Linked DNA regions of Mus musculus: region 1 is linked to region 2. A link is a loop called in an ENCODE intact Hi-C map of the cell type or tissue named here. Cell type or tissue: heart. All regions are shown on one strand. Each heading gives the region's core, and the rest is flanking DNA. Links, peaks and the distances in the headings are about the cores only.

Region 1 (8,321 bases), core at 221-8,220, 270 kb before region 2:
TATTTTTGTGGTAACTTTTGATGCCAAATTCCCAGTAGACCTCAAAGTTCTACCATCCCTTGGGTCAGATGCCAAGCCAAGTGTAAAACTAAGACTATAAAATAGGTATGTATACAAGGCTCATTCTGCAAAAAGCATTAAATAGAGAGAGCATGTGTTTCTCTAGCTCTTGCGTTAGCATACCTCTATCTTAAAATGCCGCCTTTATCAAAATGACCTCATGTCTAAACATACAGCATTTCTAGACGTATCTACTCCTACACACTTTAGATTCCTATCTCCTGTAAGCATCTAATCTCTTGGAGAAGACACACTTTGGATGGGGACTGTGCTTTTAGAAGGGTATTTAAGCAAATACGATGAGCTGTTACCACCATCACCAACAAAAGAAGGAATTCCTTCTCCACATGGCTTCTGAGCAGCTTTGACAAGACCCAAGTTAACTGTTCCAGTCTGAGCCAGTATACTTCGAGTCTGCAAGAATACTCACTACTAAGACCATCTGCTGTCAAAACGTCAGGCTCTTCCTGCCCATGAGAATCGGAGATGACTTACCTGTCAAAAGATCTACTTTGCCTCCTAAACTGTTAATCTCCCGGGCTTGACCAAGAAGTGGTCAGATCCTGTGTCTCCCATTAATGCACATCACATAAGTCAATTGTTAGCCCCAAAGATTTTATGCACAGATCCTTCAAAGATCTTAGCAACACATCCTCAGTACAGTGTTTGGAGGATGAAAGCAGGTGTCAGAGTAAAATAAATAAATAAATAAATAAATAAATAATAAATAAATTAATAAATAAATCATAAATCATAAATATAAGAGGAGAAAGATTGAGTAATACCCCACCTCTGCATTAGCATACACACATACATTATATATACATATGTTATATATTACTATACATAATATATATTATACATACACATATAACACACACATATATATTTAACATAATATATAATATATTACATATATTTAATATATATATTAAATGTATCCTATCTTGCACATGTACACACACACACGTGTGCATGTGCACATACACACATACATCACACAGCTTATGTGATGTTGGGCAAGCTATCAAAGACTCAGGGCTCTTTCCTCTCCTTGTGAGTGACATGTGTTTGACATTTATCAGTCTAGTGTGACCACAGCAGAAGTCAGCACCCAGAACACTGGGCAAGCAGTACTGACGGCTAGTGTAATCACCATCATTATCGCAGATGTCATTCCTTCTATGACTGAAGTAATGATCACTGCCACAAGTTTTCTACCCAAAACTATGCCAGGAACTAGACTATCTTTTTTTTTTTTTAATTCAGTTTCAAGGTCAGCATACAAAATGACAGGTTTCACCATGGAATTTCCACACATCGTATTTTTTTCCCTATGTATGTACTTTTTAAAAATTTTTTTTAAATTTTTTATTAGATATTTTCTTTATTTACATTTCAAATGTTATCCCGTTTCCTAGTTTCCCCTCCAAAAATCCCCTATCCCTCCCCCTTCCCCACTCCCCATGCTCCCCAACCCTCCTCCTCCCATTCCTGGTCCTGGCATTCTTCTATACTGGGGCCTAGAGCCTTCACAGGACCAAGGGCTTCTCCTCCCATTGATGACCGACTAGGCCATTCTCTGCTACAGAGAATACAGCTAGAGCCACATGCTCCACCATATGTTTTCTTTGATTGGTGGTATAGTTCTAAGAAGCTCTATGGGTACTGGTTAGTTCATACTGATGTTTCTCCTATGGGGCTTCAGCTTCCTGGGTATTTCTCTGGCTCTTCATTGGGGATCTTGCGCTCCGTCCAATAGATGACTGTGAGCATCCACTTCTATATTTGCCCGGCACTGGCATAGCCTCGCAGGAGACAGCTATATCAGGTTCCTGTCAGCAGGCTCTTGTTGGCATCTGCCTAGCACACACCATATTCTATCAACTTCTCCTTGTTCATCCTCCACTCTTGGGACCCCTCTCTTGCTATTCATTAGTCTATGAAGCCCTATATTTCTTTTTACTTTTATTTTATTTTTTATTTTTTGATCCTTCCATTTGTGTGTGTGTGTGTGTGTGTGTGTGTGTATGTGGTGTGTGTTCATTTGTATACACAGAGGCCATAGGGTGCCCTACCTATCACTCTCTGCTTTCCTTCATGCCCTCCCCCACACAGTGCTGAGTAACGGGCACAGAAGTGCAGCTTCTTATGTTGGTGCTAGGAGTCTGAGCTCAGGTTCCCCTGCTTGCACACACTGCAGGTGCTCTTACCTGCTGAGCTGTCTCCCAAGTCCTGCCCCAGGTTTTAAATGAGTGGACCTCTAAGCCAACAGTGGGGCACTCATTGTCATTAGTAAGAATGCTTCTCCGAGCTAGTGGGAAGTTACAGAAACAAAGCACATAGCTTAACACTCCTTTCTTAGAGTGGTGGGGAAAGCCTGAGCTACTTTCACAGTTTTATCTGCCATTTGAGTGGGGAACAAGATTAAAGTTCTGGCCCGCACACTTAGCACAACCGGTAATCGTGTGAGTGCGAAAAAATAAATAAATAGAACCAGGGGAAGCGGGATGTGTGGCTGCACGTGACAGCCTGTAACCCTACCTGGGATTTCAGTGTCCCCCAGGATTATCAGCGACAGATAGGAAATACAACACACCTCTCACTAGATGTGAAGGTTTACTGTGGCTCCTTTAAATACAGGACACGTGGCAGGCACGATCATTTGTAAGCTTGTCTGCCAGGATATCTAGCAGCCCATCAGTGTTCACTGATCGACAGGTAATCTGAACAGGTGAATTAGCAGACAGGGAATGGCGAGGGTGCTTGGCAGTCAAGGAGGGAACAGATTTGCCTGCCTCCAAGTGGATGTTGGGTCTGCTTCCCATTAATGAACAAGGACTCTTTTGTATTGTTTGTTGAAGTGTTGGACATATGGTGTTGACCTCTGTTGGGGCCTGCAGTAGCTCCCGCCCAGACCTGGCTTCCTGTAGTACTCCTTCAGCACTTTCCAAAGAACCTTCCAGCACTAGTGCTATATAGCTTTAGGATTCCATCAACCACAGCTGTGTACCAACAGGCATTTGAGGAAAATGTCAAAATTGAATGCACTTTATTTGTTTTTGTTTTCTCCCCATAAGACTTGCGGTGTAATCCAGGGGACTAGAAAGTAAATAATAGGTCTCTCTAGCCAAGAAGTCATCTCAGTGTCATTTTTAGAATTTGTATCTACTTACACACATCTGGAAGAAAGAGTCCAGCTCAGAATCCACAGCTTGGTGACTTCTGAACACCACTGAACACCACTCTGTTACAGGTACCAGCTCAGTTCAGTAAAAGCATTGGCAGCATTTCCAGAAGTCTCCAGATTCTCCGTGGCTCCTTCTCAGCCCTGGCCCCTCTAATCGCTGTCTTGCTCTGTATTCCATACAACTTGGATTGGTTTTGCTTTGCCACGTTTGAATCCAGTCAAGCAAATGCAATTGTCTCAGATGTCCAATGGACGTTTATCAAATAAGTACACAGTCACCTTCAAGTAAGTACTAATTTTTAGTACATTCAGAAATATAAGCACTATTTCCAGTGCTAAGTGGTGCGTCCAGGACCTAGTGTGTGTCAGGTAAGCCCTGGGCCACGAACAACCACGCCCAGCCCCAGCCTGTACTTTTTACATGTGATGCCCTTTCCCTTCCTCTATGTAATAAAAATGAAGTACAAAGATATTAATTGGAAAATCAAACTTTCTCTCTCTCTCAACTTCCCTTTCCTTAAATGTAATTTCCATGAGCAATTTGGGTTTTATTTTTTAAAACCTTTCAGGACAATGTCAATGCCATTTTCTAGAATTTTTATTTCTTCATTTCTGCACTCTCCTCCTTCTCCTCTCTGTTACTATGCCACCCTAGGCCATTTTTATGTATGGTCATACTCTTTGTTATGTTCTTTGTATCATTTCCCCACAAACCACTGTGTTAAAAGTATTTCCAGCAGAGGTTGAAAGACGGCAGGGATAGGCATTTTATACTTTGTGATCAAACAATATTTATTGATGAAAGAAGGCCAGAAGGAAAGGCAGCTTTCCCTTTGTAATAAGGTAAGTAAATTCTCCTGCTTCCTTTCTGTTTCTCCAGGGCTCCAGGTCTTCTACAGCAGGACTGAGTGAGAAAATTCTCTCGCCCATGAGAAAATCCTCTGGGCTCACACTCCAGGAACCCAAGCCCCATCAGGACTAATTATACAAGCAAAAAGCCTTTTCCTGAACTATGGTATTTGTTAGTCTGCTGATTCATTATTAGTTAATGTTTTCTTTGCTAACAAGTTTTTTTTAAAGATGAAAACCTCTCTTTCCACATCAAAATATCTAGACATCATCTAAACATTCTTTAGCAAGCTGGTTTAATCTTATTTTTCTTTAGCAGAGGAAATTGCCATCTCGAGAGGCATTTTCTAGTATTGCAGACTCTAACCCTACAACTTTGTTTCTGTCTAAACAGAGATTTTTCCAATAGGTGGCACTAGTGTGTTTAGACAGAATTAATATGTCCCTAGTGGAAGACGCTGTGAAGTTCAAATAGCTACAATTACCCTTTAGCAACACATTTTTTTTTTCACATACTCAGAGGTTGCCTCGGCTTTTCAGCACCTCAAAGTGGGCTGCAAGATTCCCATACTAGCATTTCAGATGCTGGCCTTGTGCCTACTGGATAAGAAAGACCTGGGCTCAACCCCCAGCAACAAGTAAGAAAATGGCTGCATGTGTTTGCATGTATCTGTGACTTTGGTTCTGGGACAGCAAAAGCAGGAGACTCTTGGGAGCACACTGGCCAGGCAGGCTAGCAAGCACTGGGTTCAATGGGAGACCTTGTTTCAAGAGATTAGATGGAAAGCCATTTAGGCAGACACCAGACATCAACCTCTGTCTTCCATAAGCATAAGAACATAGCCACACAGATACACGTGCACACAGAGACAGATACAGAAAGACATATGCATACATACACAGAGAAACACACACAAACAGATGCACACACAGAGACACACACATACAAGCAGATACATACACACACACACACACACACACACACACACACACTCCATTGGTAAAATGAATTTAAATATACTAGCTTAAATGCTTCAAATCACATATCACCCTTGAGTTTTAGATCCAATCTTATTTTGTAGCATTTTAAAAACATCTCTCAGACATATTTAAAAAACACTTTTCCACATCCCCATGTCTTGAAGAAAAGTCAGTGTGTCTAATTCAAAATAACTTTATGAAATGTTTTCAGTATAAAAGTGGCATTAGATAATTAGGCAAACTTGGAAAATTATAAAAGTGGATAAATTCTCACCATGGTAGAGATTTGCAATAGTGTACAGAGCCTAACACTGGCAGAATGTGAATAGTATTTTATTACAAGAGAGAGAAATAGAGAGATAAATGAAATAGGGCTGCCTTACACTGATGGAGTCAAGGGACAAACAACACTTTACAAGTCCACTTACATTGCTGGGAATTTTACATGGAGTAGAGGACTGTACTACACCGCATCCAAGGTACTTTCCTAAACTCAAACCCTCCATCCATCAGCTGTTTTGTTGAGTGTATACCATTGAGAAGATGTTGTGCCAGTGTTTTGTTGAGTGTATACCATTGAGATGTGCCAGGTACTGCGATTTATACCATTGAGCACAAGCAGCAGGAACAAGGCGTGGTACAGTGAATCCAATAATTCATTACTTGTTCACAAACATAATGAGAGGTTATTGTGAGATTTCCATGAGAGAGCAGATGGTGTTCTGGTATAGGGAACAGGGCTGGGAGTTTTAATCATTAAAAGACAACCAACCAGGCAAGTGGAGGAAGAGGAAGTGGAAAGACTTTTGGTAGGAAAGAGGTCCATATTGTTTAGGAGAAGAGCACGGTTATGAGAGTGGTAACGGGTCCAGGACTAGCACCAGTCAGACCAGAAATTGATTGGATCCTGCTGTCGATTATCAACACACTTAGCTGAGGTTTTGTGTTTTAATTCAAACTAAGGTGGGATGCCTGGTATGGTAGTGCACACCTGTAGTCCTGGCACTGGGAGGTAGAAAGAAAGGACTCAGGAGCTCAGTGTCATCTTTGGTTATATAGCATGTCTGAGGTCAATCTGGACTATACAAGACCCTGTTTTTTAAAAAGCAGGATGGATAGGATTCCATCAAGGAACTTTAAGCTAGGAATGCATGATGTTAATATCAGGCTTCTGTACTGAAGCTGAACTGGGTGATTTGAAGGGAGGATGGAGATGGAGATTCTATTGAAGTAGGTCAGGCATGAAAGGATGATCATGACCACTGTCATGGGAGCATGGTGCTTTAAAACAGCATCAGTAGAAACGGATGCAATTAAATGGGGAGAGGACAGTACAAAGAATGGCTTCCTACTCAAGGCTGTTGAACCAAGTTCTTGGTCTTTATATTAAACTTCAGAAAATAAGCTCTACTTGATCAATAGGTATGCATCCATTTCTTAGATTTCAAGTTAGTCTCTGTTCTAGGCACCTCTCCATCTTTGACTTTATTGAAATCTTCCCTGTGCATCTTTTCCCAGCTGACCCTGTTCACATATCCATCATGCCAGGTTGATCTCTTCCCAGTTCTCCTACAGTTGCCCTTCTGTGTCCTTCATGAAACAGGGAGATGGGCATTACCACATGCCCTTGGTACAATGTGCCGTCCTAGCAGAGGCTCTATTGTTAGCCCTTAGCCAGAATTATGTAAATTACACATTTCAGTCCTTAGAATGTCTCCTCCATAGGAAGAAAGCAGTGTAGAAGTAGAAGTCTCCCAGGACCTGAAGACCAACAGAACAATGGCTTGGGAGACATCTCTTTGTGAAAGCAAGAGTTGGTACCCTAGTCACTATAAAGGTTGAGTCAAGACTAGAGCTAACAATTATTTGGATCCAGGCAGGTTATGGTTTTTGATGAAGTTACCAGAATCCTAAAATGGGAAAATTTCCTGTGAAAATTTGAGTTTGTGACTTCTTTTAGAACAGTGGTTTCTCAACCTTCCTAATGCTGTAACCCTTTAATACAGTTCCTTGGGTTGTGGTGACCACCAACCCTAAAATTATTTTATTGCTACTTCATAACTGTAATTTTACTACTGCTGGATTCATAACGAAATATCTAACGTGTAACCCCAAAGGGGTTGTGACCCACAGGTTGAGGACCATTATTTTAGAAAAATAACTAGATTTCCACAGGGCAGCAGTCTGTAACAGCTCAATAAAGACTGCTGTTTATATGGTGCATATAGTCTTCATCTTGTCACTGTTCCCTACAGTCCCCATTACATGCCTGAAGCTGTGGCTCCAGGGCACTGGCCAGATGTCACTGTGATTTCTCTGTTTGCATGAGTCTGCTTTCATGTATAATGAAAAAGAAAAATGAAGTGAGTCAAGAAGCTTGTGGTCAGATTGTTGGGTTTCAAATTCTGGGGTACCCTCCTAACAGATTTGGCAGATAAGACATAGGAAACCCAGTTAAATTAGAACTTAGAGGAACAATGTATAATTTCTTTGCTTTAAATATGTCCTGTTTGCTGTAGTCTGCTAAACCTGGTAACGTTGCTTGGTCCTTTCTGTGCGACTCCAGGCAAATTTCTTAACTTTTCTGTGTCTCTGTTTCCTCCCCTAGAAACTGAAGACAATACGGGGATATTGTGAGGACAGAATGGACATTAGCCACCGTCTCTGTGGATGTTTAAAGAAACTTGGGATGCAGCATATTTCTTGGCACAGGATGGGGCATGTTTTCACATTTGATAAAGCAAGAGACTTGTCTTGAAGTATACAACTCAAAATGATAAAAATTGAATCATTTATATTAGAAGTCACTCCAGACAAACTTCCAAAATCAAAATGATATGCCAATAAACATTTATTTCTCTCTCATATTTGTGAAGGGTCATCTCCCCCATATATAGAAGCTGTGGCTTTTGAAGTCACCACTGCAAGCAGAGGAAGGCAATTAAGGAGCACTAATAGCAACTTCACTGCTGCCATAGAAATGATAATGGCAGCTTGTGAACCAGTTGACCAGAATCAGTCACTCGGGTGATGATCCAAGCCTAGGAGTGTGGGAGACTCGAGATGGGGACAATCTCAGAACACATTATTAGCTCAAAGTCAAAATACCCACTGTTCACTTGAGTACTTTCCTAAGCCAGCAAGACACAGCCAGAAGATCCTCAATATTAGAACCACAGAAGGACCCCTGTTTGTAGGCAGGAAGGTTGTTCTTTGTTGTGTTGATTACAGACTTGGAGAC
Region 2 (8,321 bases), core at 239-8,238:
TATGAAATTGCTTTAAAAAAAAGGAATCACAAGGTGTGTTACTTCATGAAGATGGTTATTCTGTGCTGTGATAAATATGCTGTTTTCAGTATACATCCAACTGTTACTTCAGAGTTGCTGGCAGTGAGGAATAAACTTTGTGTCTCTGCATCCCTAAGCCCTCACATGCTTCTCCAAGTGACATTGAAGAGACATAGACTGGGGAGGTGTGTGTGGTGGGGGGGACTTAGCAGCTCAGTCTCTGGTGATGTCATCAACCTATCTTGGAATCACCATTGGAGTTAAGAGACTGCCTCTTTGGGGAAACTGCAGGATTTTGAAGTGGTCATAACTTTGTTGACTTAAAAAAAAAACCCAACCTCTCATCTAATCAGTTAAAATTAGAAATTCACAGGTAAATGACAAGTGTCCCCAGGAGATGGCTTGTGTCCGGGAGTGGGCCACACAGTTGTTAGTTGATATTAATAGTTCTGAGAGGAGGGTAGGAGCCTGTGCAGGTCACAGCTGAGCCACAGGCATTACACATGCTGCTGGTGGAGACATGGCAGCTGCAGTTGGACACTAGCCAGCTTTCCCATAGCCAGAGATGGCACAGAAACAAACAAACAAATCCAAACAAACAAACAAATAAGCCCACTTCTTCTCACGTCTCAGAGGACAATGCTGGCACTGGGGGCAGGGAGACATCAACATTCCCTTTCATATCCCATCCCCAGACTCTTTAGCTCTCTCTCTTTCTCTCTTCCCCATCCATCTCCTTGACAAGATTATTGGAAAGAAGGAGTTAATGAGTACACAGTTGTCTTTTTTTTTTCTTGGCAGAGAAGTACAAGACAGGCTCAGAGCAGGCTGTCATCGCTCTTGAGATTTTAGGGATTTTACAGGTAATTATTAACCCTTTGTGGCATTCCTGAGGGAAAAAGCCTGGGGTTGAAAGAACCTACTAATATTTTTCTATCTCTATTAAAATCATGGACTTATGTTGCTTCAGAGTTTAAGTTTAGCAATACTTACCCAAGAAGCCTGAGATATATGTGGTCTTACACTGCCTATAACATACCTGATCAGAATGGTATGTTGTATGAGACTGTTTAGCACTTGTGCATATATGTGTACCCATGCACACATGTAAGGGGAGGCCAGAGGAGGACCTTGGTGTCTGTCCTACTCTACCACTCCCTGCCTTGTTCCCTTGCAGCAGGATCTCTCACTAAACTTGGAGCTAGGCTGACAGATACCAAGGCCTGGCCATCTCAATCTCCCCCCAGCTCTGGGGTTACAGGCTATGCCCAGCATCTTATAGGGGTGCTGGGAATTTGAACTCAGAACCTCATGCTTTGCAGCACGGGTTCTTAGCCACTGAGCTAGCTCCCCAGTTCAAACTAGATCATTTTTAAACCCCCTCACACACAGAGGGCATCATTCCCCTTTGCCATGTGGGAACACTGAAGTTCAAGAAAAGACATAACTGGACAAAGGTTTCTAGTAACAAGGCTGGAGCCAGGGCTTTTGATTTCTGCTCAGGGGACTTCATTATTATTATTATTATTATTATTATTATTATTATTAAATTGCAAAACTGGTGATGTATGCATGCCAGGCAAGGGCGGTGCCACTGAGCTATGCTGAAGACTCCAATGCTTTTTTAGTGCACCAAAAATAATGTAAGTTCTCTTTTGATACCAAGAAGCCATAATTCTGACTCTTGAAAGTTGGACTTTTCAAACAATCCCCATGATCAACCTGCTTTTCTGATTAAAAAAAAAAGTATGTGGAGGTTGGGGGTGGTGTATGCTCATGCCACAGCACACATGTCGAGGTCAGTGGACAACCTTGTGGAGTTGATTCTCCCCTTCTCCCTCTATATGGATTCTGGGGTTAGAGCTTAAGTCCTCAGGCTTGTGCCTCAAGTGCCTTTGCCCACAGAGTCAGCTTGCTGGCTCCTTTCCTATACTGTTTTGTGTGTGTGTGTGTGTGTGTGTGTGTGTGTGTGTGTGTGTGTGTGTGTTTCTCAGTGCAGTTTGCTAATTCTGGGCTTCTAGCACTGGGATTAGCATGATGTATTGCTGAGACTTTTGGATGCAAGAAACCTTGACTGATTCTTAGGGGTGTTGGTTCTGGGCATTGGTTTCTGCAAACTGTAAAATCTAGAAAGCTTCTATAGATGACTCAAGTACTCAGGAGGCAGGGGCAGGCGAATCAGGAGCTCAAGGCGATTCTTTGTTACCTATTAAGTTCTAGACTACCCTGGAGTGTATGAGACACTGTTAAAAAAATTAAAGCACTAGATTAAATAAATAAAAAAGATAAAGCACAGATTAAAAATGAGGACCAGCTCTTTGCTGGAAGGACCGTGACCTGTTCTAGCAGGTAGCTTTCCTTAAAAGTCCCCCTTGGTGTTCTCTTCCTGATCTTCGGTTGTAGCTACAGACGATTCTTTCCTAAGCTGGATTTCTGCTCTCCAGCCCACACTCTTGGTGCAATCGCATGCAGGTTGCTAGTATGTGGGCAGACTTCCATACATGGTGTGAGGAGCAGACATGACTTCATGCTTTGCTGTAGACGAGAAGAACTGCCAAGGCTCAGGCGCCCCATTCCCCCCAAGACTCACTCCCTCTGTTTGGAATCCTCTTCTCTGGTGGTGTGGTAACCAGACCACAGGGGATGCTGTACACCTGTGGGCAAATTACCTTGCAGATTCTCAAACCTTGTCCTCTAGGATGCCAGGAGTTCCCAAGTGCATCTCATAGTCCCACCCACAGCGTTTGAGAACCTTTTGGAACACTCTACTGTGGTGACCAGCCTGAAGGTCATCTCCAGCCAGGTTTCATGACTTGTGATGAACTGTGTGTACTATGCTGCTTGATGCAGGGGCAGGGTGGGGATGACCTGGCAAGTTTCTTTAAGGGAGAGCTGATCACAAGCATTCTGCATTAAATAATTCTTTTGTTTAAAGATTGTCTGTAATTCCAGTGCCAGGGGATATGATTATCACTTCTGACCTCTGTGGGCACCAGGCATGCATGTGTTGCCCAGACATATGTAGGCAAAACACACATACACATAAATTTAAAAAAAAATCATTACAAATTTAAAATAAAAATTTAAATTAGATTTGTGTGTGTGTGTGTGTGTGTGTGTGTGCGCGCGCGCGTGCGCGCGTGCGTGCTCATGTGTGGAGGCCAAGGATAGCCTGCAGGAATCTGCTCTCTCCTTCCACCTTGTGAGTTTCAACGATCAAATTGCTCTCTCATTCTACCATCCTACTGGTCTAAATTACTCTTTTGTCCCAGCCCTTGGGATGCCGAGGCAGGAGGATTGCTGCAAGTTTGGTGCTAGCCTCACTATATAGTGAGATGTTGTTTCAAAGAAAAAGAAGGTGGGGGGCAGAGAGATTTCTCAGTGGTTAAGTATTCCTCTTGTAGAGAATTCCGTTTCCAGCATCCATGTCAGGTGGTTTACAACTACCTGTGTTAAGCTACAGTGGCTGTTGGCTTCCTTGGATGTCCTGCACTCATGCCCATATACATACTCACAGACATACGTACATGCACACACATATGCAATTAAAAATAAAAGGAATCTTTAAAGTGTACTATTTTGTCTTGAAATTCGTAAGCACCATGATAGAGGACTCCAATTTGCAGCTCTTGTATATTCCATTCCCCAGCTTCCTATTTCTACCCAAGGGCATGAAAACAAGGAGACCTGTTTCTCCTTATCCAGTTGGAAGGTGTATGCTAATGTGGACTGCATGTGTAGCACATATGTTCCTGCTCATGCGTGCATGTGCACACAGATACTAGTTGGAGCTTTCCTGTTAAGATTTCTGAGGTATTACATTTGGCTTAATTTATGCACGTGTGGACACTGCTTCACCATCACTTCTGAGATATACAGAAAATGGGAGAGAAACCCAACAGCATTGCTCTATAGTGTAGGCAATCAGGAGAAAGGGAAGGCTGGTGTAAGGATGAAAAGAATGGCAAACAAAGCCGGGCATGCTGCACACACCTGTAATGCCAGTTGTTCCAGAAGACTGAAACAGGAGCATAATAAGGTTGAGGGAGTCTGGGCTACATGATGAGACTCAAACAATCAAAAAAGAAGGAAGAAAGAAGGCAAGGAAAGAAAGAGACAGAAAGCACAGACAGCTAGGCAACAATCACCTGACTACTAAATACAGGTCCAATTTTGGTTTAAAAAAAAAGCAAAACTTGAGGGACAGCCACGTTTAGCATCAAATCGTATTTCTTGAATATGTCAAACATGTAATGAAATCCCTTTAACTGTTCGGTGTTTTTCTTCCCGATGAACAGCGTTCCTACTCCCTTTCTATAAAGCCTAAGTTAGATTTAACCGTGCTGGAACAAATGTTTTCCAGAAGACTCCAGCGCCTTAGTTTCCCTGACCCTGTGTGCAGTTCGGACATCAGCAAGTCAAACCGCCCAGAGGCGGCAGATATGTATTACAGTGCTAATCTCTTCCCCCCGCCCCCCCGCCCCACTCCATTAAGTGTGTGTGTGTTCGCGCGCGTGTGCTCGCCTATGTCCAAGCACTGTTTCACATGGCGGCTATCAATCTATTCTGATCCGTGTTTGCCAAACTAACAGGTTCTCTCTCTCTCTCTCTCTCTCTCTCTCTCTCTCTCTCTCTCTCTCTCTCTCTCTCCTCTCTCCCTCCCCCCACCTCTCTCACTGTCTATAAAGAGCACGTCACGGATAATTTCTTGGAAATTGTATTTTAAAGGCACTGATTTTCAATAACAAAACACACCACCACAGCAACCCCCTTTATCCAAGTCCAGAGCACTTCCCGAACTATCCTTCAACTAACTAGGGGCGGGGAAGTGGGCGTGCCCTCAAGATTCAATTTCTGCAGCACACAGTCATTTCGGTAGTCAAGGACACATTTCTGGATTAAAGATATCAAGAAGAACGAGTGTGGAGCACAGATGGGAAAGGGGGCCCCACCTCTGAGGAAATAGCTGAGAAACTCATGAAAGCAAGTTTTAAATCTTTTTTTTTTTTCTTTTGCAAGGCACCTGAAAAAGGGTGCTCGTTTGCTGTAAATCCACCATGATGTTTTTAGTTTAGGAGAGCAGAATAAACCTTGGGTCCAGATAGCTCCCAAACCCGTGGATTACAAACTTTCTCTCTTCTCCTAGGCTCAATGGACCGAAGCTTAGGCCACTTTTCCAGATTCTGGTACTTGGTAGCCAAAACCCTACAAGTCTCCTTTAAGAGGAGGCAGCACGCCTCTCCTTTTCCCCGCCCCGTCCCCGCCTTTCACACCTTGGGTGGGAAAAGCGAGCGGAGGCGGGACCTCAGGGAGCGAGCGCTCTTATGGGTTAGGACGCCAAAAAGGCGCTCCAGGAGCCAATGAGCAACGGGCAGGGCGGGGCGTAATGCTGTAGCCCTGCAGCCAACGTGGGCCGATCTGCGCCCCGGGGCCCCATCGGAGGGGTGTGTGAGGGCGAGCAGCCGGGGCGGGGCCTGGGGCCGCGGGGCTGGACCGCGGAGCGGCTGGCCGCTGATTGTTCGCAGCGCTGAGGCACGGTGCGCTCCGGCCGCTCCGGGACGGGCAGGCGCGTGGGGTCCACGGCTATCATCAGCTCAGCGCCCTCAGTGAGATGCCCGCCCGCGCCACGCGCAGAGGCCGAGGCTAAGCGTTTTCAGTCCTCAGAGGCGGCGGCTCTCGGCGTGCGCCCGAGCTCTGAAGGCGACTCTCAGCGCGGCGGGAAGGACGAGCAGCGGCGGCCGGGCACTCACTGCGGGACTCCACAGAGTTCGCCGCGCGCGGGGCTCGGCCCGGATGGGCGCGGGGGTGGCGGTCCCCGCAGGGTGCTGCGAAGCGGCCCGGGCAGAGCGTGCCGGCTGAGCGCCGCGGCCCCGGAGCCGACTGGAGTCGGGCGTCCATGTCCCGGCGCGGAGCCTAGCTCCGAGCGCAGCCCGCGCCCGCGGCCGCCCGCACCTCGCAGCCCTCGCTCCCCGGCTTCGCGGCGCGTTCCAGACAAGATGGCGCGGCCCGGTCCGGGAGTGCTCGGAGCCCCGCGCCTTGCGCCTCGCCTTCTGCTCTGGCTGCTCTTGCTGCTACTGCAATGGCCGGAGTCAGCGGGCGCCCAGGCTGGCCCGCGGGCCCCCTGCGCGGCCGCCTGCACTTGCGCCGGGGACTCGCTGGACTGCAGTGGGCGCGGGCTGGCGACGCTGCCCCGGGACCTGCCCTCCTGGACGCGCAGCCTGTGAGTATCGCCTTTGCCTCTCGTCCGGGCGCTGTCACTAAGACGGGGCTGCTGGTGTGCTCAGCCGGAGAGGGTGCGGAGTGCGCTCTGTGGGCTGGGGAGACTTGTGGGTGGCCGAGTGGAGGTCACGCGTGGGAGCTCGGGAGAGAGGACTCTGCTTCTGGGGTTTGAAGGTGAGCGTGATTCTGGAGGAGCCTGCCTTGCGGCGAGCGTGTGTTGTGGAGAGGATGCAGGACATGAGTGATCCTGTAAGGGTGATCGAGTGTGCCTCGTGAAGTCTGGAAGTCAGCGAGTGTGGGCCGTGGAGGTGAGCCACCGGTTTGTGATTTGAAACTGAGTGAGAGTGCTGTGGAGCGCGAAATATGTGTGTGTGTAGAGTGGAGGTGAGCGAATTTGTGTGCATGTGAGACGGACGCAATGGCAGAGTGTAGGAGCCTGTGTTGGGATTGGGATCCATGGCTGTATCTTTTCTCCTGTGCTGTATGTAACCCAGCCCTTAGGTGTCTTGAGTTCCCTCAACTTACCTTCAGTTGGTAATGAATGACAGTGACTCACATCTCCAGGGTTCATGCTATTTATACTGTGTATTAGTGAGTATGTGTTGCAGTCTCCTGATCACCAGACAATCGTGGTGGCTTGACTTGGCATTGGCCAGGGCAAAAGGGACCCTGTCCTGAAGAAGCCAGGAGTTGAGAAGCTTTGAGACAGTTCTTGGAGATGTCTGAGTGTGGCTGTTAGCTCTTTTCCGCATGGCTGGCAAGTACAGGAACTGTGTTCCAGATCCCTTCCTGTCTGTTCCCTGGGGTCCCCTTGGGCTTGATCCACTGGGGCTGGGTCTGCTCCTACCCTCGAGTTTCTCCTCCATAAATGGCACAAGTTAGTTGTGGAGTAGTGCTACTATGGGAGAAGGTGACAGGGGGCCTGGCTAGCTCTGTCAGTTTAGGTGCACTTCTGTGCTGCTGGGATTGGGGTTCGTTGGGAACATTAGATTTCTGTAAACAAAGTGGAGTAGAATAGCATTGTTATTCTTAAAAAAAACAATACAAAACAAATAAAAAACCAAAAAAACCTAGACCTTTGAGTCGAATCTTGCTCAGCTATCAGTAATTAGCATCTCTAGAACTATTAGTACCTTCCAGAGAAAGGCCTAGCTTGAGTAGTCTGCGTCTCATTTGAGCTTTTGAATGTCTTTCCTAGGACACAGAAGTAGTACAGCAGTAGCTTCAGTCATGACATTTGCTGTTTTAAAAAGCGAAAATTGATGACACAGGCTTTAACTCACACCTGTGGCTTCATTGCAGAAAACTAGGGGCTGGGTATCTGACCGTCTTGAAGGAGAGAAGTTGATTCTTTTCTAACAAGAAGACTGTATTCTTAGAGTGAGGGGCTTGGGTCTTCACATTGGTCACTTGGGCAATCTGCTGTGGGAGTTCTGAAGCCAGCAAAGACCCTTCTGCTACTGTTGCTGCCTTGAGGATTTTTCTCTTCTTCAGTATCTGCTTCCTCTCTGGAATTCACTACTGAAAATGCCTGGTCTTAGAGTGGGGCTGAACAGTGGCTCTGTCAGTTACTGGGAGGTAGACACACTATTGCTCTCTGCTAAGATTTTTATCTATTAATAACTGAGGCAGTTTGGGGACATTTTGGGGTTTTTTTTGCATACTTAAGATGGAATATTATTATTATTATTAAATAATAGAACTATGTGGGTAGAGTCAGAGAATGTTCTCAAGTGTTCACTTGTTGGAAGACTTGCAAAGCCATGTGTCAGGGGTGTTCTGAGGAAGGCTCTCCGTTCCCAAGCCACACTTCCTGGAGAGGACAGAGTGCTCTTATTTGTACTTTCTTTTTGTCACAAGACCTACCTTGGCTTGCCCTTCCTTGGAGCAGAACTTGCTGGTCATTTTTAGGCTTTCAGTTGCCTACAAGTGACAATTCACACAGCATAAATACCTTTAAAATTGTAGTCTCTCTTACTCACACAATTTAGTGATCAGTAAATACCAGACTGAGTGTTCTGGGCTTCAGGAGATAGGCCTCTACTGAAGATGGTTTTAATGGATTAGTTTTAATATTCAAG

Evidence for each region. Hi-C counts contacts between places; a loop is a spot of excess contacts. Peaks named below come from ENCODE experiments on the same cell type or tissue, not always from the same donor. Only the 100,000 strongest peaks of a DNase experiment are listed, where the experiment ranks them.
Region 1: a loop joins it to region 2, with 5 times the contacts of the local background. A loop is called at or near these places in 12 of 42 quality-filtered maps.

Annotation. Positions count from the first base shown.
Region 1 is chr6:94,963,459-94,971,779 of GRCm38, reverse strand. No RefSeq gene overlaps it. Among named protein-coding and RNA genes, the nearest start is that of 4930511E03Rik, 24 kb to the right of the region's middle. In heart, for the core only: a CTCF peak has its summit at 4,519 (motif pointing right); no DNase peak of the experiment used is centred there.
Region 2 is chr6:94,697,382-94,705,702 of GRCm38, reverse strand. Lrig1 (leucine-rich repeats and immunoglobulin-like domains 1) reads left to right here and starts at 5,558. Exons shown (of 19, transcript NM_008377.2): 1 at 5,558-6,241. The coding sequence starts at 6,018. In heart, for the core only: a CTCF peak has its summit at 4,430; DNase peaks (open chromatin) are centred at 4,852, 5,362, 6,242 and 7,012; H3K4me3 peaks cover 4,147 bases; H3K27ac peaks cover 3,202 bases.